2 separate regions of the Homo sapiens genome follow, and region 2 is linked to region 1. The links are chromatin loops, found by intact Hi-C in ENCODE. Cell type or tissue: IMR-90. All regions are shown on one strand. Each heading gives the region's core, and the rest is flanking DNA. Links, peaks and the distances in the headings are about the cores only. Region 1 has its middle 6.8 kb from the start of IL16. Region 2 has its middle 19 kb from the start of CFAP161.

Evidence for each region. Peaks named below come from ENCODE experiments on the same cell type or tissue, not always from the same donor. Only the 100,000 strongest peaks of a DNase experiment are listed, where the experiment ranks them.
Region 2: it touches region 1 in a loop (5-fold over the local background); 3 of 110 quality-filtered maps call a loop at or near these places.

The regions. Positions count from the first base shown.
Region 1 is chr15:81,185,569-81,194,590 of GRCh38, reverse strand. It overlaps a transcript of IL16 not described here. Among named protein-coding and RNA genes, the nearest start is that of IL16, 6.8 kb to the left of the region's middle. RefSeq lists an enhancer at 3,859-5,058. In IMR-90, for the core only: no CTCF peak of the experiment used is centred there; a DNase peak (open chromatin) is centred at 4,810; H3K27ac peaks cover 2,241 bases.
Region 2 is chr15:81,111,171-81,120,192 of GRCh38, reverse strand. It overlaps a transcript of CFAP161 not described here and the pseudogene ANP32BP3. Among named protein-coding and RNA genes, the nearest start is that of CFAP161, 19 kb to the left of the region's middle. RefSeq lists an enhancer at 8,429-8,588. In IMR-90, for the core only: no CTCF peak of the experiment used is centred there; DNase peaks (open chromatin) are centred at 2,852 and 3,542; H3K27ac peaks cover 838 bases.

The DNA of each region.
Region 1 (9,022 bases), core at 3,822-6,321:
AATTTTATTTCCAAAAGTAAATTTTTAATTACAAAAATTTTAATTACAAAATTAAAATTATAAATTTTGAAAAATTAATTTAAAAAATTTTAATTTTAAAAATTCTAATTTAATTTTTAAAAATTAAAATTACAATTACAAATTTAAATTTAATTTAAAAAATTAAAATTACAAAAATTTTTAATTTCAAAATTTTAGTTATAAAAGTAATACATGTTTGTTGTGGCAAGTAAACATATTCAGAAGGCAAAAAGAAAGTGTGTCCTTAAAATGACACAACAGGGTCATCTCCTATTCTGTTCAAACAATGGCAAAATAAAGAGCTTAGGGTCAGAGCAATAAGCCCCAGCTTCTGTACTAAGCGGCTCTGTCAACTGCAAGTCCTTTTACCTTACTGAGTCTCAGTTTCCATGTCCACAAAATGGAAACAATAACCCAATAATCTGACAGGGCTGCTCAGAGGTCTGAGCAAAGAGCTGTCCTGCAATCTATAAAATGCCTTGGGAATTCTTTATGCTGTACACTTTTGGTCATGCGAACTGTATTATCATGAGCAGAATATAATTTAACAATTTTAACTAGTAATGTAACAATTTTAACTAGTAATGTAACATGACGCAGAATATAATTTAACAATTTTAACTAGTAATGTAACAATTTTAACTAGTAATGTAATGTTACTAGTAATGTAACCTGACAGTAATGGACATGATGATAATAAATTCTCTCTGCATTTAGCACTTTCAACTTAGACAGAATGTTGAGGCCAAAACTTGATGATTTTATTGTACGTCCCCACTTACGGATGCAAACACTGAGACTCAGAGAAGTTACATGTCCAAAAAGTGCACGTCCAAGGCTGTGCAGTCAGAAGCCATTGGTCCCTTGATTCCCGCTCCCCGGCTCTCTTCCCCTCTTTCCCTGGCCCACAGCAACATATAGATTCAAACCAAGGGTTTTAACTTCATACGAAAATTCTAGCTGACTTCCATGTAGACCATGCTGCCCTCTCTCTGGCCTTTTTTTCTTTCAAACTGTCCATCAGGCTTGCATCCTTTCAAAGTAATATTCCATCACTAAGATACTTACAATCACGACAAGCAACTGAAGCCAGTCCACAAGCAAATATACCACGCACATGCCAACAACTCCCAAATTCACTTCTCCAGGCCTGGACTTCTCCTTGAATTCTGACTCTTTTTTCCTACCACTTGCTTAACATCTTCAGCTGGGGTTTAACTTAAATTTCAAAAGTAACATTGCCTGGCTGTTATTCAGTGAGGCAAAAAAAAGGAACACTGCCAACAGTACTCTTGATTCCCCCCCTAATAAAATGTTTCTTCCCTAAACTTCCACATTTTGGTAATTGTCACTAGCATCCATCAATTTCCCAAGCCAAAATCCTCAGTATCAAGGTGGGAAGAACATAGCACAGGCTCTGAAGCCAAAATTCCTGGGTTCATCTCGCAGGTCTGTCCCTGCCCAAGTGCATGATCATAGGCAGGCAAAAAGGCACTTCTCTGTGGACTGGTTTTGTCATCTATAGGCTGGCTAGTGCACTAACATCCACCTCACAAGGTTTGTTTGGGCTAAATATGGTAATACTTGTAAGGTTCTTAGAACAGTGCCTGCCAGAATAAGCCCTCTGTGAGTTTTTATTCATCTTGATCCCTCCATCTCTCTAACCTTCCACATCACATCCAATTTATCAGTGATTCTCGTTGGCTCTATCCCCAGAAGCTATCCCACTTTCTTTCCGCTTCTCTCCATCTTCACTGCCGCCACCCTCCTCTTACCAGTGCCTCTTGTCTGATTATAGCTTTCACCTTCTAACTGGGATTCTGGTTCCTATGCAGACCTTCATAATCCATTTTTCACATAATAGCAGGTAGGCTTTTTGAAAATATAAATTGGATCAGCATAAAATTTGCAAGGGCTTTGAATTACTTTTAAAAACTGTTTTTTGTTTGTTTGTTTGTTTTTGAGACAGCATCTTGCTCTGTGGCCCAGGCTGCAGGGTAGTGGTATGATCATAGCTAACTGCAGCCTTAAACTCCTGGCTCAAGCAATCCTCCAGCCTCAGCCTCCCGAGTAGCTAGGACAACAAGCACATGCCACCACATTTGGCTATTTTTTCTTTTTTCTTTTTTTTTGTAGAGACACGGTCTCTCTGTGTTGCCCAGGCTGGTCTTGAACTCCTGGCCTCAAGCAGTCCTCCTTCCTTGGCCTCCCAAAGTGCTGGGATTATAGGCATGAGCCACTGCACCCAACCACTTTTTTAAAAATTTAATAAACTTTATTGTTCTGAGCAGTTTTAGCTTTACAGAAATATTGCATAGAAAGTACAGAACTCCCGAATACTGATCTCCCTCTCCACACACACAATTTCCCATACTATTAACATCTTGCATTGGCGTGGTACCTTTTTACAATTGATAAATCAATACTGATACATGATTATTAGCTAAAGTTCATGGCTTACGTGATGGTTCACCCATTGTGTTGTGCAGTTCTATGGGTTCTGACAAGTGCATAGCGTTATGGATCTACCACTGTAGTATCAGACAGAGAGATATATTTACTGCCCCAAAAATGCCCTGTGCTCCACCCCTTCCAAAGGCTTTGCGTTGTTTTCCAAAATAATACCCAAATTCCTTACAGTGTCCCAAAGGAGCTAAATGATCTCACCCTTGTTTATCTCCCAAACTCCAGCTTCCACCTCTGCCTCTCCTGCTCGCTGCATCCCACAGCCACCCTGGCCTTCTGGCTCTTTCTTGAATAAGCCATGCCCTTGTCACCCTAAGACTTCTGCCCTAGCTGTTTTCTCTTACAGGAAAGTTCCACTTCCAGATCTTCATATGGCTGGCTCTTCCCTGACTCCATCTCCTAAGTGGGATCTTTCTTGACCACTCAACCTAAACCAGGCACTCACCGTTACCTCTCCTTATTTTATTTTCTTCATAGAACTTGCCAGCATTTGAAGCTGTCTTGTTAGTCTGCTTGGGTACTTACATACCACCCATCCGCCCCATCTAGGTCCCACACAGGGACCTCATCAGCCTGTTCACTGTGGGGTCCCCAGCACTAGAGCATGCCTGGCCCATAAAGGGTTGATAAACATTTACTGAGTGAATCAATGCATAAATGAATGAATAAATGACTAATGCCATGTAATGAGTTTCTACATTTGTTTGTAGTTTTCAGTTTACAAAGAGCTCTTCCAGACATTTCCTTAGCGTAATTTATGTGATTAGGCCCAGGTTTAAATGGAACTTAAAAAACATATTCACAGTATCTCTCTTAGCTCCTAGAAGCCACAGATTAGGAAACAGAATGTTCTCTCCAAGGGAAGAGAGTTTAGTTCCAAGAGCATTCATGACCCTCCGGTTATGACAAGAAGAATCACTTGGTTTAATTCATGGCTCTAAAACAAATAAAAAGTACTCAGAGATATAGAACCTTGGCTGATTAATAACAGCAACAACAAGCATTTGTGCAGCACTTGCTGTGGGCCAGTGTGGAGGCTGAGGCAACTCCATCTTGGGTGCTAATCCCCCATGTTGGATTCTGATTAACTCCAGTTCCAGGAAAGTCTCGTAAGGTTTCTAGTCTATCTACTGTTCCTTGTATAAGAGCATGTACTTATCCTACCCTTAGGTCAAAACAATCTTGATGTTATTGTACTTACCATAAATCCTGACCTTGAGCAATCACCCTACCCATTCCTTCTGAAGCACTGTACCCTTCTCCTATGATATATAAACCCTGGGTCTGGGGTGTAATTGTGGGGATTCACCATCTTGTCTCGCCGTCCTAGACACAGACATGGCTTCTGGACATAAGTCCCTATTCAACATTTCTTTCTAAGAAACTGGATTTTTCAGCTTCTTTCTTTGGCCCCTCAACTTCCTCAGCCTTTGGGGGTAGGTTTGCATAGGCCTGCTCACCATGGAACAGCTAGACACAAGGCTAAGTACCATCCACACAGTATCCAGCTCCACAATTCACTTGGAGGGTTGGTACCATAATGATTTCCCCTTTTTCTTATAAGAAAGGGAGGAAGAGACATCACAGGGAGTAAAACAACTCAAAGCCCAAAGTACAGAGCCAGGATGTTAACCCAGGATTATCTGACAACAAAATCCAGTCAGTTCTTGTCCTTGTAACAAAAGCTGAGTAAGTAAACATTGCCGTGCTGAGCATCTGTAGATTCCTACCCATCCCCTTCAGCCCTATCACATGGGTGGGCTTAGAAAGGGTTAAACGCCACACTGGGAGGGAGTGGTCAGTGCCTGGGTGGTGCTATTTTTAAGGCCAATATTAGGATGGTTTGCACAGCACCACCTGGCAACAAGAAAAGGCCAGGTATTAATGAGTGACACACCCGGGGGAGAAGGGGGAGAATGTTTCCACTCAGCAAGACTTTGGCAGGAACCATGTGTTCAGTTTGGGGTCTTGCCTTTTACAAGGGTGTGGAGGCAGTTGAGTCCCTCGTCTTTTCTGGCTGTCACAGAATGTCCGAGATGCCCTGGCCAGGGGCCCTGGCCTGCGTGGCTTCAGACAGGACAAGGGTGGAGTTCGAGGTGGATGGTGCCCAGCTGTGCAAAGCAGTTATTTGTCCCACGCTTTCAGTCTTTCTGCCCACACAAGTATCTGAGGAACGCCGCTTCCTGCCTTGCATCAGAAAGCAACATTTTTAAAGATTAAGAAATCCCTACTTTCTTCTCTTAATTTGTTGTTGTCATGACATGACTGACTCAATAAGTAAAAATTTTAAATCCCTGCCCAAGAACACAGGCTTGTCTCTCCGACGCTTGAAGTTCCTCCAGATGCTTCGTGCATCCTTCCACCTCCACATGTCAGCACACTCTGCCCTTTCTAAGCAAGAGCTTCAACAAGCCCTGCCTCCAGTGAACTCTTGTATGTTTTTCAAGGCTTGGCTCAGAATCACCTCCTCCAGGAAGACTTCCCTGACACCCCCTCCCAACTCACACATTAAATCACTTGACTGGTCGTAGTGGATCAGACCTGTAATCCTAACTCTTTGGGAGGCTGAGGTGGGAGAATCACTTGAGGCCAGGAGTTCAAGACCAGCCTGGGAAAGACCCTGTCTCTACAGCAAGACTCTGTCCCTACAAAAATAAAAATGAAAAATTAGCTTGGTATGGGCCAGGTGCAGTGGCTCATGCTTGTAATCCCAGCACTTTAGGAGACCAAGGCAGGTGGATCATTTGAGATCAGGAGTTGGACACAAGCTGGGTCAACATGGAGAAACCCTGTCTGTACTAAAAATACAAAACTTAGCCGGGCACGATGGCAGGCTCCTGTAATCCCAGCTACTCGGGAGGCTGAGGCAAAAGAATCGCTTGAACCCAGGAGGTGGAGGTTGCAGTGAGCCAAGATCGTGCCACTGCACTCCAGCCTGGGTGATGTAGTGAGACTCCGTCTCAAAAAAAAAAAAAAAAAAAAATTATCTTGGCATGGTGGCATGTGCCTATAGTCTCAGTTACTTAGGAGGCTGAGGCGGGAGGATTGCTTAAGCCCAGGCTTAAGCCAGGAGGTCAAGGCTGCAGTGAGCCTTGATCATACCACTGCACTCCTTGTTTCAATAAATAAGAAATAAATAAGGAGCTGCCCTTCTGTCCTCCCAAAGCACTCCATGCTGAGTTCTCTCATCCGTGTGTCTGCCTTACCAGTAAGAGAATAAAGCCTTGCTGCCAGGGGCTGTGCCATATCTTTCTTTGTAGCCCTGGTATTGAGCATAGTACCTGACACAAACTGGATGCTAAGTAGCTGTGAGAGGAAGGGATGAGAAGAGGAAGAGAAAGAAGAAAAAAAGGCCGGGAGGAAGAAGGGCAAAGGAAGGAGGGAAAGAGGGATTCTTTGTGATCAGATGCATAGACACAGAGACAATATAGACACATCAACACATGGATCTAACCTGTTACAGGCATACGTATGCACGTGCACACCCTAGTCACAGGAGGGGTTTGCATTGAAAAGAGCACTGGTCCAGGAGTCCAGCAGCCTGAGTACCTATCCCCTGGGCTGCTGCTGACTAGTGTCTGACCTGAGGGAAGCCAGTCCTCTTTCTGAGCATCAGCTTCCTCATCTGTAAAATGGGTTATTATAAGACTTATACAGAACGCTCTCACTGCCTGAAATACAGTGGACGTTCAACACGTACCAGCTCTGCCTTCCCTCAGCTCCATCTCGCCCGCAGTGCTCCACACACCCTCTGCAATGGGAAGAAAAGAACAGCAGTGTGCAAGAGCCAGAAATGCCTGTGTCTATACCCTCCCCCTCTCCACCTCATAACAACATAGCGATTCAGACGGCTGAAAGCACATCTGCCCGACACTACCTGCAATCTATTTTGTGCTGTTTTTGTATTCATCTTGCTAGCGAAAGGTACATGCATTGCCTCCAATGCCCATTCTAGTCTGGACTGCAGCAGGAAATATGAGGACAACTCTAGTGGGAACAGCTTGGCACCCATCACTGGGCCTTAGGGTCCATGGGGGCTCAGGTGAGGCCCTCAGGATAAACAAGGACATACAAAGCCTCAATACAGTGCTCACCACCCATGGGGCCCCTGCTCCATCTCCTCTTCCCTGGCCTGTTTCTAACCTCACTGTCAGAACCCAAAACTGCAACCCTAATCCCAAGCCCAGAGATAGCCAGGACCACTCTCCGTACCTTGTTGCCCTTTAGCCCAGAATAACCCATGGCTTGGTGCTGCTTTCTTATCCCAGAACCCCCAGCCAAAGTCTGCACTTGAACTCATCATGAGGTCTGCTCACCACAACTGGGGGCCTTTGCAGGCAAAGGTTCTGCCCCCACGGTCAAAGGAGGACAAAGCAGGTGCCATACTTTATTTAATCAGGTCTTTAAAGTTAGCAACAAGTTGTGTATTATCAGCAAAAATTGAAAGCAACTGAGAAGGGCACAAAAGAGCTTTATGGGGTGATCATGATGGTAATTTTTTTGGGTGGGGGTGAACAAAGTCTTACTGTCACTCAGGCGGGAATGCAGTGATACAATCATAGTTCACTGCAAACTCAACCTCCCAGACTCAAGCAACCCTCCTGCCTCGGCCTTCCAAGTACCTGGGATTACAGGTGTGCACCGTCACACCCAGCAAATTTTTAATTTTTTTAGAGATGGGGTCTTGCTATGTTGCACAGACTGGTCTTGAACTCCTGGGCATCAGCCATCTCCCTACTCAGCCTACAAAAGTGTAGCGATTACGGATGTGAGCCACTGCATCCAGCCAGTGATGATAACATTTTATGCCTTGCTAGGGGTGTGCTTTACACTGGGATATACACTTTTCACAATGAACTGAACAGTGCACTTAAGATACATACATTTCACTGTATGTAAATCTTACCTGAAAGAACAACAGTAAACAAATATTGAAAGTTAGATGTATGATGAAGTCAAGTTCCACCCTGGAAGGTTCGCCAGTGTAAGTAAGTGCACACACATAGTCTGCCTCCAAAGGGAGATCACCTATATCCTCACCCTACTTTCTACTAGAGAGGAAGCCAGGGGGGCTACTTTGGGCCCTCAGGTACTCTTTATTTAATCCCCAACTTATTTGGAAATGCATTCAAAAATGAGATGGATAGCCAGGCATGGTGGCTCACTCTTGTAATCTCAGCACTTTAGGATGCTGAGGCAGGGAGGATCACTTGGGGACAGGAGTTCGAGGCTCCCCTGGGCAACATAGTAAGACTTCATCTCTATATTTAAAAAAGAAAAAAATGAAAAAAAAAGATGGATGCATGGATGGACAGAGGGATGGAGAGATGGATAGATGTGATAAAGCAAATATACTAAAATGTTATTTGTAGAATCTAGATAGTGGACATAGGTATGTTGACTACAATTCTTTCCTCTTTTCCATATGTTTGAAAATATTTATGATGATATTTTGGAAAACATAAAATTGAAAGCAAGCCAAGATGTCCATAATTGGGGAATGGTTAAATAAATTACTGCACAGGCATCTGATCTGTTTTTCTGAGGTTGGTAAGACTGGTGGTTCAGATAACTTTGTCGGAACTGAGAAGTTATCCACAACCCAATGTCGAGTGGAAGCATCAGCATGTGAGCAGTATGGATATGTAGAAAGCTCACCGTGCTTTTTCAGCTGCATACTGCTTACTAAGAGTACAGGCTTTAGGATGGAATAGACCCGCCTGTGTTCAAATCTGTCCTGCCACTCACCACCTGGTTAAACTCCCTGTGTCTTGTTTTGGTTCACCTGAGAAGTAAAGACAACAGCATGTACCCCACAGTGCTGTAGGTAAAAATAAAAAATAAAAATAAAAATAAAGCGCTGTAGGTAAGATCAAATGAGTCAGTGCTCATGCAGGTTGATCCTAAATCAATGCCTGGTGCTGAAAGCACTCAGGAAGAGGGAGCTGCTGGTATTACTGAGGGCTTTCCAGGGTTCAGGGCGAGGCCTCTGGTAGTGAGGGATGCACACTGAGGGGTTGGCTGCCAGATGTGGGGAACAGAGACAACTGGCTGATACACAGGCAAAACCTTGCCCCACCAGCAAAAAGATCTTATTCCCTTAGCTAACAAGTCACCATAATTTGTTTAAGATGCTGCAAGAAAAACAGACTGGATGGATGTACACTTAAAAAACTCACAGTGGCTAGGTTAAGCTGGTAAGATTTAAAACACTTTCTTTTCCCATCCCTATTCTACAATTCGCCCATTTGCTTCTCCATCTCTGCCCCAGTGTAACTCCCACACACCCTTCAGAAAACAACTCAAATAGCACCTCCTCAGGGAAGCCCCACGCTGATCTGCCAGACTAGGCCAGTTCCCTGTTACAGCCTCCCATAGAACTTAACCCTCTTTGCCGTTATATTTATGTGTGTACAGTTGTTTGTTTAATGTGTCCCATTAGATCCCCAGAGCCCAGCACAGTGCTTGAAGCCTAGAATACTCTAAATAAATAATTTGTTGAAAATAAATTCCAGGCTGGGCACAGTGGCTCACC
Region 2 (9,022 bases), core at 2,535-5,034, 73 kb after region 1:
CCAGGTTATCTAAATGGGCTTCACCTAAGGAAGAGCAATCACACTACAGGAGGTTTTTCTTTAGCTTTTTGGTAATTGGCCTTAAAAATATATATTTTTTACATTTTATGAAGATAATACCTGCCTTGTCTTTATTAAGTTTTTTATTATTTAGGAAAACTGGGCTTTAAAGAGGTTAAGGTTTTAATATCCATGCAACTTTCTGTACTGCTTTTGAGCCTTTTATCACTCTGGATAATAACTTATTTTATAGTGACTGGTGATTCTGTTTTTTTAAATTTTTATTTTTTTAATTTTTTTTTAAAGACAGGATCTTGCTGTGTTGCCCAGGCTGGTGTTGAACTTCTGGCCTCCTGCACTGACCACCCAAAATGTTGGGATTACAAGCATGAACCACCATGGGGGCTGGGGCCTGTGATTGGGTTTTGATCAATTGTTTTGAACCTTTTAATGTCTTTGGCAGGTTTCCCCAGAATCAATATTCTAAATTATCTCTTTTTGACCTAAAATTAACTGGGATTTTCTGGGTGGGCCTCCAGAGAGCCCCAAAAAATGTCTCTCTCATCTTGTAGAGATACTAAATGATTAGACTTAGGTAAATTGTATGGGAGCCATTGCCAAATGGTAAGTGGTGCTGGATCTTCTTTCAGTTACAATTATGGGTATGCTATTAATATAAAGTTTCAAAAATTATATAACGTTATTAAAATCTGTTAATTTATTAAAAGTCATAATTTTATTGCTATGTTGAATGTTTTCTAAAGCTGTATTTGTGTGGCTATCTTATTAATATGAGTATTCTAACGATAATATAAAATTTATAAAAGATTATAAAAATTTATAAAAGTCCTGATGTGACACTCTCAGTCATGATTCTGGTTGTTATCTTAAAATACTGCATGTAGTAGAAATAAATAAATTTCTTTGTCAACTGGGAACTTTCATCAGATTTTAATCATGGCTAGTCTAAGTTTTTGTCATCTATAATTATTGTTTTGAATTCTTCTTTAAAAGTATTTGCAATCAGCTATAGTCTAAAATTGCTTTTCATGGAAAACACTCTAACAACAGATATCTGGTAACTTTAAGATCAATGGACTCAATAAAAATTTCCAGAGCCCTAATTTAAAAACCAATGGGTTCATAAAACTGCTAATTAACATCCAGCAAAACAAAACAAAATACATGAAACTAAGCAATTGATAAAAATAATGTTCTGACGACTCTTATTTAAAACCTTATTGGTTCTTTACTTAAATGTTTTCCAGATTTCAGGAAATTTTATCTCACAAGCTATCTATAGTTTATAATAATTTGGTAACGTATACAAAAATAGAAGCAATTGCTTCTTCTCCCTACCTGATTCTTCCAAAATTCAGAAACTATTCGTGAGTATTTTTATTTATATAAGTTCAATAAAAATACATTCTCTCTTGGGTGGTTTGGGGCGGGCCTCAGCTGGGCTCCGCTGGCGGGTCGTGCAGCCTCTGGCCTCGCTAGAGTACAGCCCGGTGCGGCCCTCGTGGGGCGCGGCTGCGTGTGCGCTGGTCCGGCCTGGAGGAATCGCCCCTTTGGTCTCCCGGGTTTAGCGCGACTGCCCGCCACCGCGAGCCCCCCGCGGACTAGCGCGGGGCCAGGTGGCGCTGCAGGCGGACGCCCCAGCGGGTGAGTGGCTTTCCCGCTGAGGGCGGCCCCGCGTGGCCTCCCACCCCGCTCCGGTCCCACAAGCAGCCGGGTTTCGTGCCCTCAGGTGGCTGTGGTTAACAAGCCGCGAACTTGTGGGAATTCGTCCATCAGGTTTACCTGGCGTGCTCGACGTTTTTCAGCTGAGATGTAAGAGTGTTTAAAGAGGGTTCGAGAACATGTCTTGGACAACTGCAAATCAAATGACTGGAAAATTGAGAGCTTAACAGCTGAATTTGTGAACTTAGAGTTCCTCCGTTTAATAAATGTAGGTTTGATTTCAATTTCAAATCTCCCCAAGCTGCCTAAATTGAAAAAATTTGTACTCAGTGAAAATAGAATCTTTGGAGGTCTGAATATGTCTGCAGAAAAACTTCCAAATCTCACACATTTAAACTTAAGTGGAAAAAAACTGAAAGATATCAGCACCTTGGAACCTTTGAAAAAGTTGGAATGTCTAAAAAGCCTGGACCTCTTTAACTGTGAGGTTATTAACCTGAATGACTACCAAGAGAGTGTCTTCAAGCTCCTGCCTCAGCTGACCTGCTTGGATACCTATGACCCAGAGGACCAGGAAGCCCCTGACTCAGATGCCCAGGTGGATGGTGTGGATAAAGAGGAGGAGGATGAAGAAGGAGAAGATGAGAAGGACTAGGAGAATGAGGATGGTGAAGAAGAGGAGTTGGATGAAGAGGAAGATGAAGACGAAGATGTAGAAGGGGATGATGACAAAGATGAAGTCAGCGAGGAGGAAGAAGAATTTGGACTTGATAAAGATGAAGATGGATGAGGATGAAGATGAGGATGAAGAGGAGGAAGAAAGCGGAAAAGGTGAAAACAGGAAGAGAGAAACAGATGATGAAGAAGATGGTTAAGACCCCAGACCACCTGCAGAAACAGAACTGTTCAGTATTGTTTGGACTATTCATGGATTTGGTAGCTGTTTAAAAAAAAAAAAAAAAAAAAGTAGCTGTGATACAAACCCCAGGACATCCACCCACCCAAAGAGCCAAAGAATAGGTTCTGTGACATTCTGCCTTCCTCCATTTAGTCCCTCTTGGTAATCTACCACCGAGCTTAGGGACTTCACCCCAACAAAATTGTAAGCATTGTTAGCTTTTTGTGTGAGACTCTTGCTGTAGCGTGGATAGCTGTGATTGGTGAGTCAACCATCTGTGGCTACCAATTACACTGAGATTGCGACAGCATTTTTACTTTCTGTACAACAAAAAAGCTTTGAAAATAAAATCTTAACACTGAATATATATAGTGTATATTATATATATATGTATAATCTCTTTATAAGTATGATACAATTGGAAACATTGGTTATATTACCAAGATTTTGACTAAAATATCATATTTAAGAATGTGCAGAAAATGCCTGGCTTCCAGAGTTCCCAGCCTCACAGTGAGTAAAAATTGTCACTTCCTGGCAGGTCCAAGAACCTTAAAACTGTATGTAAAAATCTAAAGTCTGCCTTCCTATGGATTCCTAGCCCCAAAAGGTTTTTTAATATGAGATTCCTAAGTGATCAGTGCAGAGAGAAAAGGTTAGTTTTCCAAAAACAACACTATAAGCCATCTGTATTGGATTGCAGCCTTGTGAATTGTTTACAAGTTCTCATTATCTACCTGTAGACTAGACTAGACCCTGAATTCTCCTAATTTTCTCTAATATTTGGCTACAACTCTCCAACTAAAAACAAAAGTTGCCCTATTCCTAAAGCCCTACAAGCTGAAACTAGACAAATTTTAAGAAACAAGCCTCATGCTCGGTGTATGAATCACACAAAAAACTCACCAAGCCACCCAATGTCATGACCAGAGATACTCACACTACAAACCAGGGGAAAAAGTTGATGTTTTCACACCATAAACAGCTTTTCCCAAGATGTTGAAATAAGACTCCAGGCCAGGCGCAGTGACTCAAGCCTGTAATCCCAGCACTTTGGGAGGCTGAGGCGGGTGGATCACCTGAGGTCAGGAGTTTGAGACCAGCCTGACCAACATGGTGAAACCCCATCTCTACCAAAAATACAAAAAAAATTAGCTGGGCGTTATGGCGTGCGCCTGTAGTCCCAGTTACTTGGGAGACTGAGGCAGGAGAATCACTTGAACCCAGGAGGCGGAGGCTGCAGTGAGCCAAGATTGTGCCACTGCACTCCAGCCTGGGCAACAGAGCAAGAATCCATCTCAAAAAATTTGTTCTTAATAAAATAAAATTTTTAAAAAAGAAATGACTCCATAACATAATGAGACTTTTACCTCCCTTAATGTAACCTTTTTCACTTGGCAAGTGAAATGGTGTAACCGAAATTCCACAGTTAATAGCTGGTAACCTAACGGAACCTACTCTAAGAAATCCTTTAGTAACCACTGGTTAAATAAGAAAACGTCTGTACTGTTGCTAATACTACATGCTGTACCTAAACACATTCTTCTCTGGAAAAGTTCAGACTTATGTTTACAACATAAGAAAACAGGCCACATGGTTACAACAGGTCTCACTTATTCCCTATAGTCATTTGATTCATTCAATTAATTGTCTTTAAGCCTAGATTCTGGTTGAGGTGGGAGTATTGCTTGAGCCCAGGAGCTCGCAATCAGCCTGGGCAACATAGTGAAACCCTGTCTCTGTTAAAAAAAAAAAAAAAAAATTAATTAGCTAGGCACAGTGGTACCTGCTGTAGTCCCAGCTACTTGGGAGGCTGACCATAAGAGATCACTTGAGCTTGAGAGATTGAGGTTGCAGTGAGAGGCAATGACTCCACTGCACTCCAGCTGCAGTGACAGAGTGAGCCCTGTCTCAAAACAAATGAAAAACAAAAGCCTAGGTTCTAGCTGAAACCCATTATGCAAACTAGAATTTTGTCATATAATTATTAATTTTTACTTTGTATTTTCCCTTTTTAAACTTTGGATCTGTTATTTATTAAATGTCTTCAGAAGTACGAAATAATACTGGCTCAGCACTTTGACATAATTGCAAAATTGAGCTTAGTAATGGATTCTAGCAGACTTGACTTAAAGCCACTTCCTCCAACCTTCCTCTTTACGCAAATGTAGCTAAAAGGGTTTTGACACTGACTACTAGTGACCAATTACCCCCCTCCACTGCTCCCAGTGTGACACAAGACCAACCACTGGAACAGGTTCATCCCAGCATCCAGAGACATCAAAACCTAACTACAGGTTGATTGTTCAGTGATGCTTTTGGAAAAAGATATTGATCAAAAACGGGAAATGTGAAAGTTATCAGAATCAAAATGGAGTCACTAATGCTAAAAAAAGAAAAAATTCCCTGACAAGTAGAGCCAGAGAAGGCCATGAAGAAAGAGTTTTCATGCTTGTATGCCTGATAATAAAAAAGACTGCACAAACCACAACCTTGCACAAAAGTCGTCACAAACTTATACAAAAAATCCTTCTGCAAAAACATCTTCCCAACAACTGCCTGTCCCACCTTGGACTTGGCATCACCCTTGTTATCGATCTTTTTAGCCAAGGATAATTGTTTCAAAACAATTATGCAATCCTCATTTTTTTTATTTTAAAAACCCTTGCGCCTGTAATCCTAGGACTTTGGGAGGCCGAGGTGGGCGGATCACAAGGTCAGGAGATAGAGACCATCCTGACCAACATGGTGAAACCCTGTCTCTACTAAAAATACAAAAAATTAGCTGGGCGTGGTGGTGGGTGCCTGCAGTCCCAGCTACTCGGGAGGCTGAGGCAGGAGAATGACGTGAACCCGGGAGGCGGAGCTTGCAGTGAGCCGAGATCGCGCCACTGCACTCCAGCCTGGGCGACAGAGCGAGACTCCGTCTTAAAACAAACAAACAAACAAAAACCCTCGTCTTCCTCTACCTCCATGAATATGCACTTAGTTTACTATGACATGCATATTCCCATTGCGATGTTCTATCCCCAAACATACATCTTTTCTTTCAGAGAGCCTCTCTCTGTTTGTTTAGATTGACATGTGAAAGAAGAGTCAATCAATGTGGCAAACTTCTTTGTTGTGTTATTTTAAGAAATTGCCATAGCCACCCTAATCAACCCCCACCCTCAACAGTCAGCAGCCAACAACAGCAAGGCAAGATCCTCCACTATCATAAAGATTACAACTCACTGAAAGCCCAAATGGCTCTAAGCATTTTTTAGCAGTAAACTATTTTTAAATTAAGATATGTACATTTTTTAGACATAAAGCCATTGAACACTTAATAGACCACAGTATAGTGTAAGTATAAATGTTTATATGCACTGGGAAAACAAAAATCTATGTGACTCACTTTAATGCAATATATGCTTCAGTGCAGCAGTCTGGAAACAAACCCACGTTATCTCTGAGGTATGCCTGTATGTTGTAGCAGCTCTGTCTATTTTTTCTCCATGCCCAGGGCTCATTGTTTTTGTTTGCTTGTTTGCTAGTATATTTGTTTGGCAACTGTGGTATTATAAGAAACATATTTGGTTTTTCTTCTTTGTTCTTGGCACAGAGCTCCTAAAACCCTTGGAATTTCCTGAATGATGAGAATGTCTTTTGTTATTCATAATAAGCTCCTTTTGATCACACTGAATTTATACGAATCAGGTAACTTAGGGTGGAGCCCTTAGATAGCCTCGTGATGGGACTGGCCACCAGAAGGACCAAGTGATTCGAGAGTGGAGACTTTTAGCTCCACTGACCCAGCTCCAAGAAGAAAGGTGAGGGGCTGGAGATTAAGCTCTGAGAGAACTCTTGAACAATAAATGTTGATGTGCTCCTGGGCTGGTGAACACATCGAGGTGCTGGGAAGGTGGCACCCAGAAAAGTCATGGAAGCTCTGCACCCCTTTCCTCACTCCTTACCCTATGCATCTCTTCCATTTGGCTGTTACTGAGTTGTATCCTTTATAACATCCTTTGTAATAAATCAGTAAACGCAGAGTACTTTCCTGGCTCTATGAGTCATTCTAGCAAATAATTGAACTTGAGGAGGGGGCCATGGGAACTCCTGATTTTACAGCCAGAAGTATGGGTGGCCCAGGACTTGCACTTGGCATCTGAAGTGAAGGCAGTCTTGTAAAACCGAACGCTTTTAGCCTGTGAAATCTGACACTAACTCCAGGTAGTTAATGTCAGAGTGGAATTTAATTGTTGGACACCCAGTTGGTGTCTGGAGAATCAATAATTGGTTGTTAGTGTTGGAAAACACTCCAGTGACCTTGGCTAGACTAGTTTGCTGAAGTCTATTTCCTGGACACTGTGCAGTCTCTGGTGTTACTCATTAGAGGGCACAGACTTGGGCATGAGCAGAGTCCCTTGACTCCCCAAATGAATCTTAACAAGATAAACAAAGTAACATAAAGAATCATCTCACAACTTACAACGCAGATGAATTTAAAAGCCAGGTGATAATAAAATAATAAATATGCAAGGGATTTTTTAAATTCTCCTTTTATTACTTTTTACTCTTTTTATCATAAAATATTCATTTTACATGTGATTATATCAAGTTTTAAATTTACATTCCTCAAAAACTCTCAAAGCCAAGATTAAAACAGAAATGCACTCATACATTATTGGATGCTGTGCAATTTACTCAGTATTACTTAGCAATAAATATCCCCTTAAAATCAGGCCACCACTCACCTCGCTTTAAAAGTATTATTTTGACATAAACTAGCTATATACTAGAAAACTTAATTTGCTATTGTTTTCTTTTTTATGATTTATGTATTTATTTTAGGGTCTCAGGTACATTAAATTGGATTATGACACACTCTCAGCAGTGGTCCTCTAGTTATTTAGCCGGTTATTTTTAAATAATGTAATAAGCACTTGTAAACCTATAACCCCAAAATAAAAGCTAAGATCTTGATAATAATCTACATCTAAATATAAGAGTCTTTCATTCCCCATCCCTCCCTACCTCCAGCCAAGGTAACCATCTCCTAAATCCTGTGTTCATTATCCACTTGCTTTTCTTTTTATATAGTTTTATTATACCTATATGTAATCTCAAAATTATGTTTTAATTTTAAGTTCATAAAGATATAACATGCTCTATGTATTGTTTTCATTATTTGATGAAGCTCTTGGGAAAATTTAATTGGAGCCTTTCATTACTTGTAAAACATCTGGCAGGAAAGAAAAGTGAAAGAAAAACTTGGGAATAATCATTTTTAGAAAAGAGAAGTGGGACAAAATTCAGATATTAGGAAAGATAAATACAGGCTATTGTCTTACTTTCCATAGTTCGGAAAGTTTAAAAGTTCTTGTTGGATGACAAATGTAAGTCATCACAGTGTAGTAAAGAAAAAAAAAAAACAGATTGAAGCTCCTTTCACTCGGCTTGCGCAAGTATTTTTGTCTCTGAGCCTCAGCATCTTCATCATTAAAAACAGATTAAAGATATTACTGGTAACTCTCGGGAAAGTATTTCCAAAATAATCTGCAATATGTTAATAGGTGTGAAAGGGGAAAGGGTTCTATGGTCAAATAAATTTGAGAAATGCTGAGTTAAATAGGTTTCTTGATTGCAGATCTTCTCAGATCCTTGAATTAATGGCCTGCACTATAAATCTACAAAATGGCAATAATCCATACAACACTTCCTAAGCTAATTTCAACATCAAATCCTTTTCTTTAGAATCACCTTTTAAAACTGCTATTTAAGGAACAATGACTCAGAGACTTTTTGAAACTTAAATGACATAATAATAGAAATGATGAATAGGATTTGGACATGCAGATGCAAGAACAGAGGTAAGCACTTTCCAGGCAGAGGAAGGAGGATGAGGCCAAGCACAGAAGCAAGAAAGCAAGGGCCAGGAGGGACACAGGGTGATGAGAGGCAGAGGGGAGATGATGGGAAAGTACCTTCAGCATCGAGGCAAGAGTTGGTGGTTTTCTTCTGCAAGTAGTGGAGAGCCCCTGAAACTTTCAGAAGAGGAAATTGACAAGGGACAGAGAGTAGAGCTTTCGGAAGGTTGCTGGGGCTACAGGCCATTGCCTGGATTTAAAGCAGACAGGCCAGGGTAGGGGGTCAGGAAGCCTAGTTAAAGATAGCCCCAGGAGAGGTGATGCCGTGTGCTGACTTAAGCAGTGGCAGCGGGGATAAGGAGGTGGAACTAAATAAGAAAAGAATCAAAAGTGATATTGTCAGGTCTTGGAAAAATGACACTGCAATGGGCAAATCCTTTCAATTGTTCATTCAACCAAAATTCACTGTGCGTCAAGCACTGTGCTCAGCCTTCTGGATGCAGTGGGAAATAAGATACTCATGGTCCCCGCCTTTGTGGAGAGTCAGAAGGAGAAGACTGTTCTGAACAAGTAGTTACATGTGTAAGGT